Regions from separate parts of the Homo sapiens genome. Here region 1 is linked to region 2. Evidence: chromatin contacts called from ENCODE Hi-C or POLR2A ChIA-PET data. All regions are on one chromosome and are shown on one strand. Each heading gives the region's core, a stretch centred on a gene start or an enhancer-like site at or near the end of the contact. The rest is flanking DNA. Distances are from core to core; before and after follow the strand shown.

Region 1 (6,661 bases), core at 2,078-4,577, 67 kb before region 2:
ATGGGGTGGGGGGACAGAGTCTTAGAGCTGCCACAGAGAGCACAGCTGAGGTGGGGGTGATGCCACCTGACCAGCAGCACAAGGCACTTCTATTGTTGTGACTGCACTTTGTAGTTTGCAAACTGGGGAACCATGCTTTACCGCAGGTGGTCCTCATGGCCCTGTGAAAGGCAGGATTCCTCTCCGTCACTTTATGGGAGGGAAGCTCTTGCTTAGAAAGGCTGAGGCACTTGCCCAAGTTTACCCAGCTGGCGGGTGGCCTGAGTGGGAACCCGAGCCTAGCTGTCCCCTCCCTGCCCAGCGTGGAATGCCACTGCACCAGCTCTCTTGCCCCCAGAGAGCCCTTCTGGGGCATGATGGGCTCAGGGCCTCAGGAAACTTGGATTTTAGCTGGGGTCTGCAAACCTCCATTCCTCGTTTGCTAAGTGGGATCATAGCGCCTGTCCCTGATGCACTTTGGGGTGTGAGGGTGTTCCTGGAATGAGATGACAGACACCCACAAAGCAGCGTGCGGTGCCAGAGCTCATTCTCCTCGCCATGAAGCAGGGCGTCACCTAAGTGGCTGCAGCTCCTAGCCCGTGCTGTTGCAATCGTGGGAAATGAGCCTGATCCGGGGCCTCAGCACCCCTGCTCCTATGGTGCACCCCGCCCCATCCTGCATGCTGCCTGCCTCTCCCCTTCCCTCCCTGCAGGCTGCTGCTGGCCCCGGGTCCTGCCTCTCCCCCAAATAATTGAAACCACAGCATTTGTGTTATTGCTTTTTCCTTTCTCTTTCATTTTTTTCCTTTTCCCTTTTATCTCACTCTCCAGTCTCATTACCCTCCCCATAGGCAACCGTTCAAATGTACTTACTGTGAATGTGTTGCTTGCATATGTTCTTGCAAATGTGTATTTTGTCTGGATATATGCATATAGATTTAATTTATGTAAATGATATTGTGCTATATGTTGTATTTTGGTGTTCGCTTTTCTTACTTGGGAATGTGCTTTAAGTCCAGCTGGGTTGCTGTTCGACATCTAGTCTGTAGGTGCGTATTCAGTGGCATGCGGCCGCCACGCTTCACCCACCCACTCTCCCGGGGAGGGACCCCACAATGTCTCCAACTCCCAGCCACTGTAAATGAGGCTGTAGTGAATATCCTTGGACATGGTCCCTTCTGGACTTGGGTGAGGATGTCTGTGGGATACACGCCCGGGAGTGGAATTGCTGGATCGCGGGACATGTGGACACTTAACTAAGTACTGCCATGCCTGTCATCACCCTCCTTCTCAGAGCTCGAGATTCCCATACCCGCATATCTTGGCCACTCTCGACATTATCTACCTTTCTAAATTTTGCCAATCTAATAGGTGACAGTGATTTCTTGTTGCTTTAATTTGCATTCCTTTGATTTCTGTTGAGTCTGAGCATCTCTTAGGCCTGGTAGCCTCTTGGGCTTACTTTCCCGTGAATTGCCTGCTCATGTCCTTTGCTCATTTTAATTTTGACGTCGCCGTCTTTTGTCCTTGTTGATTTGCAGGAGTTGCTTGTGTACTCTAGAGATACCAATGCATACTGTTAAACATTCAGTGTATTCCAGATTTTAATTCCTTGTTGAACTGGAAACAGATATTGCAAATATCTTCTCCCATTCAGTCTCTCTTCAATTTATCCAACAAAGATACTTAATTTTGATGCAAACAAATTCATTGATTTTTAGCTTTGTTTGTACTTTTGAAGTGTCTCAGGCTGCAGAGGGTCTCCATTTTCTTCTGTTCTCTTAATTGTTTTGCTGTTCTCAGTTAGGTCTATAATCTATCCTGAGACTACCCCGTATGTGGTGTCAAGTAGGGATCGAGTTTTATTTTTTCCATGTAATGTGCCAACTTTCCCAACGCATCTTGTAAACAGTCTGTTCTTTTCCGCTGAATTGTGGGGCAGCCTTTATCAGGTTAATCTCCCACATAGCCATGAGTCTGTCCCTGTGCTCTCTGTTCTGTTCCAAATATTTATTTACTGGCTCTTGCATTGATATAGCTTAACAAAAACCTATAGCCTTCCGTATGTCTTAGCGTCTGCTGAGGCAAATCCTCTCTCTTCATTCTGTTTTTTAAAGGCTGACATAGCTATTTGTGGATCTCCCTTGTTCTTCATAAACTTTATTTATTAATTAATTAATTTTTTCAGATGGAGTCTTACTCTGTTGCCCAGGCTGGAGTGCAGTGGCATGATCTCGGCTCACTGCAGCCTCTGCCTCTTGGGTTCAAGCGATTCTCCTGTCTCAGCCTCCCGAGTAGCTGGGATTACAGGTGTGCACCACCACATCCGGCTAATTTTTGTATTTTTAGTAGAGACGGGGTTTCTCCATGTTGGCCAGGATGGTCTCGAACTCCTGACCTCAGGTGATCCGCCCGCCTTGGCCTCCCAAAGTGCTGGATTACAGACATGAGCCACCGCGCCTGGCCTCCCTTTTTCTTCATAAACTTTAGAGAAAGTTTATTGAATTCTTGGAAAGAAAACACCCACTAGATTCTTGATTGGAATTAGTTTGGTTCTATAGATTAATTTGGGGAGAACTGACATCTTTATATTTGTCCCACTCAAGAGCCTGGATTGTCTCTCCATTTACCAGATGAGTTCTGTATTTCTTGCTAGTTTAAGGTTTTGTTCCCTTTTGCCCCGACTCCAACAGGGTTCTTGTGCCTTCTTGGTCAATTCCTGGACACTTAAGAGTTTTTGTTGCTATTGTAAAAGACGTATTGTTTTTGACTATGTTTCCTAATTGCTTGTGTAGAAAAATGCTTTATATTTTTGCGGGCTGATCTTGTATCTTGCAACCTTGCTGAACTCTCTGATCTAATTAGTTCTAATTGTTTATCTGTTGATTTCTTGGGGGTCTCTAGGCAAGTGACCCCGTCATCTGCAAATAATGCCAGTTTTCGCTGTTTATGTTTGGATCACCGTCACATGTTTTGATGCTCGAATGTTCCACCTGACTTTCTGGGGGCTTTTCATTAGCACTCGTATTTGTTTGTTGGTGCTTCACAGTGTCCTGTGTGTGTGTGTGTGTGGGGGGGGGGGAGGGGGCAAATCAATGAGGAATTATAACTCTTGGTTTAAGCTGTGACTCATGGCAGAGCTGGAATTGGGACAGGGCTTTATCAAAGCTTACCAGGCTGTCTGGGGTATGCTAGGAGCCAAGACAGAGCACAGACCTAGAAGCCTACAGGCCACTCACTAGAGGAGACCCCAGAGTGTCCCCTGGTGGACAGTGGCAGCTGTGTGCACCTTCACTGCCCTGTGGCAAGCTGTGTGTGGGGTCACAGTGAAGGGGGGCTGAAGGGGACTGAGGCTCAGAAGTCTCACACCTGGTGCAGTTCCTGCTTTTGCCGCCTTCCCTTGGGTTCCTGGGTGCTCAGCCTCTGTGTTCCATGAAAACTGATGACCAGGTTGAATTTTGCTTCATCAAAAGGCACCTTAATTCCCATGGTTGCTCCATCTGCTGTCCAGACTTGGGCTGGAGGGCACCACGGGCTTGAAATGGGCAAATTCTGCTGTGAAAGGGTGGGCTGTGCCCCTGGATCTGGAAGGGAGCTGAGAGGGTGGGGACATGGCCTGTCCCCACCTGTTATGACTGCAGATCACCACCCCTGAGTCCACCCTCAGTTCTTCTGCAACTGCCAGTCCTGCCCTGGCCTCAGGGCTCTGACTCGGATGGACGGGGAAGCCCGGCCAGTGTACAGTGGCCTTCTAGACGATGGGCATTGTTTGGACAAGTTCTCCAAGAGCAGCGTCCATGTGGGTCAGACGGAGCAGTCAAGGAAACCTTTCTAGAGGGGGTCCTAGAAGGCTGGGGAGGAGTTGGAGGGAAGAGGGGTGGGGGCCATGGGGAGCAGGAGGGAAGGGCTGAAGCTGGGGCGCAACTGCCCGGGACTCACGCGCCTGTGCAGGGAGCTGTGGAGAGCTGCTTCCTGGCATCAGCGTGCCCTTGTTTCACCTTCCCAGGCTTCTCAGCAGGAGGGCAGCGGGTGGGACTTCCAGTTCGTGCACCACCCGAGAGGCAGAGCCGGGCCCCAGAGCTTTAGAGAAGCTAGAGGACAGAGATCTTCTGAGGCATTGCTGTGGTCCGGGGCAGAGATGGCTCAGGCATGCCACATGCAGTGGATTTGGGTGGGTCTAGATGACTACAGCGGCCCCCAAGACCCTATAAATGATCCCATGGATTGCTGGCTGGGTCTCAGGCTGGAAGGGGTGGTGGAGGAGTCTGTCTGGAGATGCTGCTTCTGTGGGGTCAGGGTCTGAGCTTGGGGCCCCTCAACCTGCTGCATTTCCCAGATCCTGGAGGCAGGAGCTTAGGACTGGTCTCTCTCTCATTCAGCACACACACACACACGCGCGCACACACACACTCTCTCCCTGTCTCTGTCTCTCTCCCTCCTTCTCTCTCATTCACTGGTTGGCCTCTTGGGCTCCCTAACTCTGTCCCCTGGGCCTGCAATGTCCCTGGCCTTTCCTAGGCCCCTGGCTGCCCATGAGAGCTGTGTTAGTGACACGGTGGCCCCCTGCCAGGAGCGGCTCCTGCTGCATCTTCCTGTCGCCGCCACCAGGCTAAATATAACCTGACACTGCACAGCCCTGGGCTGCTGCTCCGGAGACAGCCTCTCTGCCTGGGGGCGGACAGGCCGACTGGAGCCCCAGCCTCCTGCCCTCAGCGTGACTTTGGGCCTGTCCTGGGCACAGCTCCTCCTGCTCCGAGCGAGGCAGGGAGGCGACTAGGGCGAGGATGGCTGCCTCCCTGAGGTCACCTTCCCTGCAGGGACCCAGCACCCCGCCTTGTTAGAATTCTGGATGCTTCCACAAAGCCATCTGTCATCTCATCTGGCACCCAGTGCAGGAATCACTTGTCCCCACAGTACCCGCAGGGAGCCTGAAGCCCAGGGAGGTGGGTGACCTGCCCATAGCCACAGAAAATAGAGGGAACGCAGGAGCCACCATGGCTGGGGTAGAGTGGCTCGGCTCCCTGGGGCTCCTCCACCTGTCTGGCTTGTTCCCTCTCCTTCCCTCTTGCCCATGCATCAAACTGGGGTCCTGTTGGATGGGTGGTTCACTGGGGGCAGGTGCCAGGCGTGTCTTGTTGGTCACGGTGGCTCAACACTTCGCAGGCACGGATGTGCTTAGTGATTTGCAGAGGACTGGGAGGAGCTGCCTGGGAAGAAGCTGTGATAGCACCTCATTTACGGAGGAGCGCACGGAGACTCTGACCCCAGAAGGTGCCTAAGGTCACTCAGGGCCATCTGCAGCCTCTTCCTCCCCACCTGGTGCTGACATGGGAGATAAGGCCTGCCCCTGCCACAGCCAAATGTGGCTCCTGCCTGGGGCCTGGCCTAGGCTAGCGGTGCCCAGAGGTGGGGAATTGGGTGGAGCCCCTGACCTCGGATGGGTTGGGATGCTGGGCAGGAACAGTGCCCCCCACCCCAGGTAGACTGCTGGGTGTGGATTGGCACCAAATGAAAGCAAGCCGGCGTTGTGTTCTGAGAAGTGATGGACACCTTCTGTGGTAGCAGGATGGCGCTGTACCTGCCACTCTGGGAATGTGTCCAGGCCTGGCTCTCCCGCTCTGCTCTGAGCTGCATGGCCTCTGGAGGCCTGCTAGGTGGCCAGCCTGCCTGCCTCACCCAGGCCATTGGGCCCAAAGGCACGGGGGTTCTAAGGAGCCATGGAGCCTGTGCAGGGATGGTTGCGTCCATGGGTGCCTCCCCTTTCAGAGGGCCCAGGAAGCAGAACTGGGCCAGGCAGGGAGAACCTTCTCACCCAAAGTAAGGTGTCTTCAGCCAGCGCTGGGGCTGAGGCTGGGGTGGGAGTGGGGTCGGGGCTGGGGCTGGGGTGGGAATGGGGCCAGGGCAGAGTGTTCTGGCATTAGCCACATGAGCCAGGCTGGCCCTGGGGCCTCTCATTGCTAAGCTCCCTCCACCCTTGTCTGCCTCTCTTCTGTCTCAAGCTTATGGTGACCTCAAGCCAGGCTCTGAGCTTCACATATCTTAGGCCATTTCACCCCTACGGCCCTAGGGGGTGGGCAGGATCACCCTGTGTTGCAGATGAGCGCCCCGGGGCTCTGGGCCGGTAAGTGACCGGCCCAAAGTCATTCTAATGCAATGTGCAGAGGCCACCTGACTCCACAGCCCATGCCCCCTCCCTTTGAGACTGGGAACCCTCTCCCCTGTTGCACCCCCTCCGCCCTCCTTGTCTGTCCTGGCTGCCCCCTGAGTGCGCCCAGTGCTGGCTGCCTCGGGAGTGTGGGCTGTGCCTGCCACGGAGTGGCTCTCAGCGGAACTGCAGCCTGCAGCAGCTGGGTCCTTCGTCTCTGCCCTGGGGAGCTGGGGCCACTGGCAGGAGCCAGGGCGAGTCGGTGGGAGAAGGGAGCAGAGCGAGGGCCTGGGGGTCTGGAGTAGGTGGCACTGGGGCAAGTGAAGGGACTCCCATCCCCCCATAACCCAGCCAGTGGTGGGATGGAGTCTGGCTGGGAGGCCTGGCTGAAGAGCTGGGAGCAGGTGATGTGGCAGTTCACCGAAGCCCCAGCCGACGCGGCAGGGTGGTTGCAGGCAGTGCCTCTGAGAGCCCAGGCCTATCTGGGGCCCCTACTTTCCTTCCTTCCACATCCCCTTGATGATCGCTAGATCTCCC
Region 2 (6,853 bases), core at 475-2,974:
TGGAAGACAGAGAGAGACTCTGTCTCTAAAATAATAATCATAATAACAAACAGCTCTCAAACTCAGTGCATTATGACAACCAGTGTTAATTACTCTCATACTCACAGGTCTCAGATGGCTATAATTTGGCTGATCCAGGATAGGTGTGGCTGGACGGCCCTGCCTTAGGCTGTAGGTAGCCTGGGTTTGACGCAAGTTCAGGTGGTTGCACCAAGTTTGTCCTGGGGCACAGCAGAGGCTCTCTGGAGGAAGCTCTTCTTACCCTGGACTTCTGGAGTGGAAAGAAGGAGCCAGGCCATGTGGGCGCATGGAGTGCTTCTGCTAGTTCCATCCTCCAACAGCCCCAGGGCCAAAACACGTCAGGTGGTCAAGTCCAACATCAATGAGCAGGGGAGTCTATACGGGAGGAGTGTGAGTATTTGCTGAATAATAATAACCCAGACTGTCACCCGCCACCTCAGAGAGGAGCTGTGAGGACGGAGGGAGTCACTGCCTGGTTTGTGCACATGTTAAATGCTTACCCCATGCTAACTGATACGTGGAGGATGTAGGGATGGGTCAGATTCTCAAGGTCTTGATAAATCACGTTGAAAATTTTGGGAGCCATGGAGGCTTCAATCAGAAGGGTGACAGGGTTTGATCTGGATTTCAGAGCAACCCCTCTGGAAGCCGCGTTGAGGTTGGTCTGATGGAGGCGAGACTGGGGTCTCAGGGTGATGAGCAGTAAGTCATCATGGGGAAAGGAAAGATGGAACGAATTCAGGAAATGCTGGGAAGGTGGGACTCACGGGTAGATGGCAGAGGGGCTGTGTGGAGGGAAGCAGGTGCCTAGGCTCTCGGTTCTTGGCTTGGGTCAAGGGACATGATGATAGACCCTGGGCTGGGGAGCACAGGAGGAAGGGCTGGCCTGTGCAGGGGATAGAGGAGGTGATAAACCGGCTTAGACATGTGGAGTGTGAGGTTCTCACAGGACGTTTAGGTAGAGGTACAGGTCTTGGCGTGTAAGAGAAGAATATGGACATGGGACATATATTTGGGAGTCAAATCGGTTAAGGGGCAGGCAGGAAGTGAGCCCCAGTTATTGAGGTTTCCAGGGAATGGGAAATATGCTGGGTTGGCGCAGGGGAACTCCAGTGGCGCATATTCACATGTGGCTGACGTCGCCGTGAGATAGCCATCCTCATATTCTTCTTCTAAACTAAAGCCTGAAATTACTTGGGGGTGGCAAAGCCCAGCAAAAGAGCCCACCCCCAGCCTCCATGGCTAAGGCTTGGCCAATGAGTTGTAAGACAAGTGATGTCTGTGAATTCCGGCAAAGCACAGTGAAGGTAGCCATACCCTTCTCTGTCCCCTCCTCCATCCTACTGCCTGACTTGTATGAGATGGCTGGAGCTCTGGCAGTCACCGTGGACTAGGAGGCTGGGGGCTACATCCCAGGTGGAGGCCGTGAGGAGGAAGGAGGCTGCGTGCCCTAGGCCTTCATGGGGCCCCTAAGCCACTCAGGACTGTGTTTACAGAGAAACACGACTGTCTCTTGTTGAAGCCGCTGTGAACACATTTTTCTGTTCCATTCAGCTGAACTTGGTCCACAGGGAGCCATTTTGAGTCTGCCGTTCTTGGTCAAGCCTCACCCCGGGGGCATTTCCAGCCTCTGTTTTCTCCGCGGGATTAATAAGAGGCAGCCGTGCCCGGTCCAGTCGCCGCGAGGTGTTGTGCGCCACCTGGTGGTCGCGTGGCAGACAGCATTCCTCCAAGCGAGACAGCACCAGCGGCTAAAATGCAGCTATCTGCACCTCGAACCCAGCCCATCTTTTAGCCAATGACAAGCCAAGTGCCCCAGAGTCCTGCATGGCAGTGGACGCTGACAAGAACTCCAGGAATTCCAGATTGCATGGAGCTTCTCGGCTCAGGTGTGTTTTCGGAATCAACTGCGGGCAGTTTCCAAGGAGCCAGTTGGCGGTCCCTGCGTCTCCTCGTCCAGGTCGTGAACTTCTGTACTAAAGGATTCCATGTGACCCCTCTGCTGCAGACTCTGGTCTCAGAGCAATAGTGAGAGCTGGAGAGAAGGGAGGGAGATGACTCACTGCTTTACTGAGCAGGAAATTAACACCAAGGGAGCCTAACCTGGCAGCAGCCTGGAAAAATTGGTTTGCGGTGGTTTGAGCAGTGGGCAAAGTGGGTTTATGTGGGCGAGCTTATTAACACTTCCTTTTGCTGACTGCGGGTACAAGCTTGAAATGGCCAACAGTGCAGCAAATAGAGACCAAGTTGCAAAAATGAGTCTTCATCTCACTGAAGTTTGAGAAATTGCAGAGGCTCGTGGAGAGACTCCTGGTGCCAGGACACGCAGGTCTCCACCCAATCTGGCCACTCTGTGTGTGACCCGGGGCCCGTCCTCTGTCTCCAGGCTCCCCTTGCTACATGAGGTGGCCGGAACACTGCCTGGGTTTTGAGGCCAAGGGTTTGTAGGTGTTGGTGAAGAGAAGGGGCCCCCAGGCTAGGTGAGGGGACCTCAGTTACCTCCCCCTTTCCCAATCATCCTTTTCTGAGGCCACCTTCAATTGCTACCCTATCCTAAAAGGCCTCGAAAAGCAACAGGCTCTGGTGTCCCGACATCTTCTGGTTTCCTCTTCTTTCTGTGAAACAACTGAGTCTCAGCTTTTCTCATTTGCATCCCCACCTGGCAGCTGAAGAGCCGCAAACAAAATAACACCTGCTTTACATGAAGGGGAAGTGACTTGGGGCTGGAGTGAGAGGTGGGCCCGGGTCATAAGTCCTTGTTTGTTTTCTTCTTTCCTTACACTGCTTGGTGGGTTCTTCGTGGTCCTCCGCAAAGAGGGTTTGGGAATGGCGGGTGTCTCTCTCACTCGGAGCCAGCCCCTGTCTCTCTTCTGCACTGTTCCTGAGCCTGGGGTGGGTGTCTGGAGCGAATGGACTGGATTCCTCCCCAGCCCCAGGGTCTCTGTCTCTGGTGAGGGGCAGGTGGCTGTGTGTTGAACAAGCCTCTCCCTCCTCTGATCCACAACCAAACACATACAGGGATGTCCCGGGTAACTCTGGGAGTGTCCCTGTCTCTGGCCCTGCATTCTGGGGTCTGTGAACTGCAAATTGCTAGATGGAGGGATCTGCCTACCCCAAAGGGGAATTTCCAGGGAGAGGGATCTGTCCACCCCAAGGGGTGTGGCCAGGGATCCTCCTCCAGGAGATGAACCCCACAGACATGACTTTGGGTCCAAGCACCATCAATGCCATTTCCTGGGGCTGCATGGCTGGGAACCAGTTTGCCGACCAGTCGGAGCTAGATAGGGAGGGGGCAGGGCCGAAGTGGAGGTCTCCCCCTTTCCTTTCACTGCCTTTCTACATGCGGTGCTGGTCCTGGATCTGTTGTCCTGAGACTCTACACTTGTCCTCTCCCTCCTCTGCCATGTCTTGTGGGGACAGACCCCTGCAAGTGGTATCTCCCACACTTCCAGGTTCCACCCATGGGAGGCCTGAGCATGAGACAGAGGGGGCTGGACCTTCTCTCCCTTTCTCTCCAGCTGCGACAGACAGGCCCCCAGGGCTCCCAGCTTCCACTGGTGACCCGGCTGCAGGGTCTGGGAACTCCACGCCCTCCCTCTGCCCCTGCCTCTCTGGGCATTGCTGTCTCTGGAGTACCCACCCTGTTTATCTCTTAGTTCACCCATCCTCCCAGCTTCCAGTTCCCTGAAGTCCAGTGTCTCCGTGCTAAGTCTCCCAGCAGTCCCTGATTCCCAACCCGTGTGTCTTGCTGGATCTTCCTTCCCCACCTTAATCAGGCTGGCGCAGATCCCACCATAGTTTTTTGATTGTGTTTGTGTGTGAAACAGGTCTGTCAAGTTCAACCAACATCTGACATCCAGTTCAGTTTTGCCTCTCCTCCCAGCTCTGCTGGACCCCAGGTCCAAGGCTCCTACCCTGGGGAGGGGCAGGTCTGGCCGTCCCCTCCTCTCTTCCTCTCCCACACCTGCTGATGCTCCTGGGGCCAGGATGGAGGGGAGGGGGCTTGGAGGAAAAGTGGCCCCACTGGCGTGGCCATTTTTGCTTACATGGACCCTTGGGCTCTGGGTGGCTGATATGCAACACTGGCTCTTCTGCTGGATGCAGGTGTGTGTTCTTCCGAGCATCATGGACCTGGACCTGCACAGTGCCCTGATGACCTGTCCCCTGCTGTCCACCCCACAGCCTCTAACTGCATAGTTCTCCTCGTCTGCCTGGCTGCCCTCTTAGAAGGGGGTGTTACTGGATTCCTGTGGCCACCACCACAAGGTGCATAAACTGGGTGACTCAAAACAACAGAAATGTATTCTTTCATGGTTCTGGAGGCCAGAAGGTCAAAATCAAGGTGTTGGTAGGGCCACGCTCCTTCTGCAACCTCTAGGGGAGCATGCTTCCTTATCCATCTGGCTTCTGGTAGCCCCAGGTGTTTCATGGTTTGTGAAAGCATCACTGCAATCTCTGCCTCTGTCTGCATATGGGCTTCTTCTTTGAGTGTGTATGTGTCTCTCTGTGTCTTCTCTTCTTCTTATAAGGACACTGGCCATTGGATTAGGGTCCACGCTACTCTAGCGTGACCTCGTCTTAACTGATCACATCTGCAAAGACCTGTTTCCAAATAAGGTCACAGTGATAGGTACCAAGGGTTAGAACTTCAATATATCTTTTTGGAGGACACAGTTCAACCCACAACAGGTGCAGACACACCTTGGAAATATTGTGGGTTCACTTTCAGACCCCGCAATAAAGCAAATATTGCAATAAAGTGAGTTATAAAAATCCACTGGTTTTCCAGTGCATATAAAAGTTATGTTTATATTATACTGTGGCCTATTAAGTGTTCAATAGCATTATGTCAAAAATACAATGTACATACTTTAAATTAAAAAAATCTTTATTGCAAAAAAATGCTAACAATCATCTGAGCGTTCAGTGAGTCATCATCTTTTTCCTGGTGGAGGGTTCTGCCTTGGTGTTGGTGGCTGCTGACTGATCAGGGTGGTGGTTCCTGAAGGCTGGGGTGGCTGTGGCAATTTCTTAAAACAAGAAAACAATGAATTTTGCCACATCAATGGACTGTCCTTTCATAATATATTGCCTTGTAGCATGCAATGCTGTTTGGTAGCATTTTACCCAAGGTAGAACTTCTTTCAAAATTGGAGTCAATTCTCTCAAACCCTGCTGCTGCTTTATCAACCAAGTTTATGTCATATTCTAATTTTTTTGTTGTCGTTTCAACAATGTTTACAGCGTCTTTACCAGGAGTATATTCCATCTAAGGAAACAGGCAGGATGTGGTGGCTCATGTCTGTAATCCCAGCCTGGAATCATCCCAGGCCTAGGTGGAAGGATCACTTGAGGCCAGGACTTTGAGACCAGCCTGGGCGACATAGTGAGACCCTGCCTATATATAAAAAAAAAAAAGAAAGAAAAAGAACCAGGCATGGTAGCATTCACTTGTTCTAGCTATTTTGGAGGCTGAGGTGGGAGGATTACTTGAGGAGCTTGAGGCTGCAGTGATTCATGATTACATCACTGCACTCCAGCCTGGGCAACAGAGCAAGACTCTGTCTCAAAAAAGAAAATAAAAAAGAAAGAAGAAACTGTTTTCTTTGCTCATTCATAAGAAGCAACACCTCATCCATTCAAGGTTTTTTTTTGTTTGTTTTGTTTTGAGATGGAGTCTCGCTTTGTTGCCCAGGCTGGAGGGCAGTGGCACAATTTCAGTTCACTGCAACCTCTGCCTCCTGGGTTCAAGTGATCTCCTGTCTCAGCCTCCTGAGTAGCTGGGACTACCGGCACATGTCACCATGCCCTGCTAATTTTTGTATTTTTGTAGAGAAGGGGTTTCACCATGTTGGCTAGGCTGGTCTTGAACTACTGACCTCTGATGATCCGCTCACCTCGGCCTCCCAAAGTTCTGGGATTACAGGCTTGAGCCACTGCGCCTGGCTGCCAGTCATGTTTAGTCATGAGATTGCAGCAACTCAGTCACCTCTTCAGGCTCCCCTTTTAATTCTACTTCTCTTGCTATTCCCACCACATCTGCAGTGAGTTCCTCCATTGAAGTCTTGAACCCTTCAAAATCATTCAGGAGGGTTGGAATCAATTTCTTCCAAACTTCTGTTAATGTTGCTATTTTGACCTCTTCCCATTAATTACAAATGTTCTTAATGGCATCTAGAATGGTGAATCCTTTCAGGAAGGTTTTCAATTTACTTAGCCCAGATCCATCAGAGGAATCACTATCTACGACAGCTAGAGCCTTACAAAATGTATTTCCTAAATAATAAGACTTGAAAGTTGAAATTGCTCCTTGATCCATGGGCTGCAGAATGGATGTTGTATTAGTGGGCATGAAAACAACATTAACTCCTTGCATGTCTCCATCAGAGCTCTTGGGTGATTAGGTGCATTGTCAATGGGCAGTGATATTTTGAAAAGAACAGTTTTTTTCTGAGCAGTAGGTCTCAACAGTGGCCTTAAAATATTCAGTAAACCATTCTGTAAACAGATATACTGTCATCCAGGCTTTGTTGTTTCATTTATAGAGCACAGGTAGAGTAGATATAGCGTTACTCTTAAAGGCTCCAGAATTTTCAGAATGGTAAATGAGCATTGACTTCAACTTAAAATCACCAGCTGCATCAGCTCCTAACAAGAGAGTCAGCCTGTCCTTTGAGGCTTTGAAGCCGGGCATTGACTATGAATGTCTCTAGTTATGAAAGTCCTCGATGGCATCTTCTTCCAACAGAAGGCTGTCTTATTTACTTTGAGAATTTGTTGTTTATGTAGCCACCTTCATCATTGATCTTGGCTAGGTCTTCTGGATAACTTG

The links. Hi-C counts contacts between places; a loop is a spot of excess contacts on that map. ChIA-PET counts read pairs that join two places held with the same protein, here RNA polymerase II (POLR2A). Pooled maps may share reads with other maps.
Region 1: a loop to region 2 is called in a map of naive thymus-derived CD4-positive, alpha-beta T cell, with 9 times the contacts of the local background. The contact joins two enhancer-like sites. A Hi-C loop is called at or near these places in 32 of 168 maps with a recorded cell type or tissue (CD4-positive, alpha-beta T cell, IMR-90, K562 and 19 more), 3 of 37 single-sample maps with no recorded cell type and 26 of 50 pooled maps. POLR2A ChIA-PET finds 5 or more read pairs at or near these places in 5 of 52 experiments (K562, OCI-LY7, SK-N-SH and 2 more).

What each region holds. Positions count from the first base shown.
Region 1 is chr7:150,962,782-150,969,442 of GRCh38, reverse strand. The region is part of intron 2 of KCNH2 (potassium voltage-gated channel subfamily H member 2); the gene reads left to right. Among named protein-coding and RNA genes, the nearest start is that of KCNH2, 12 kb to the left of the region's middle. RefSeq lists enhancers at 4,489-5,098, 5,711-6,320, 3,099-6,545, 6,321-6,661 and a silencer at 5,155-5,326. Within about 2 kb of position 3,327, at least 2 of the 41 ENCODE cell types and tissues checked have a DNase peak (open chromatin) inside an H3K27ac peak, as active enhancers do.
Region 2 is chr7:150,893,527-150,900,379 of GRCh38, reverse strand. No RefSeq gene overlaps it. Among named protein-coding and RNA genes, the nearest start is that of AOC1, 44 kb to the right of the region's middle. RefSeq lists silencers at 1,622-1,681, 1,699-1,859 and an enhancer at 1,565-1,859. Within about 2 kb of position 1,724, at least 4 of the 41 ENCODE cell types and tissues checked have a DNase peak (open chromatin) inside an H3K27ac peak, as active enhancers do.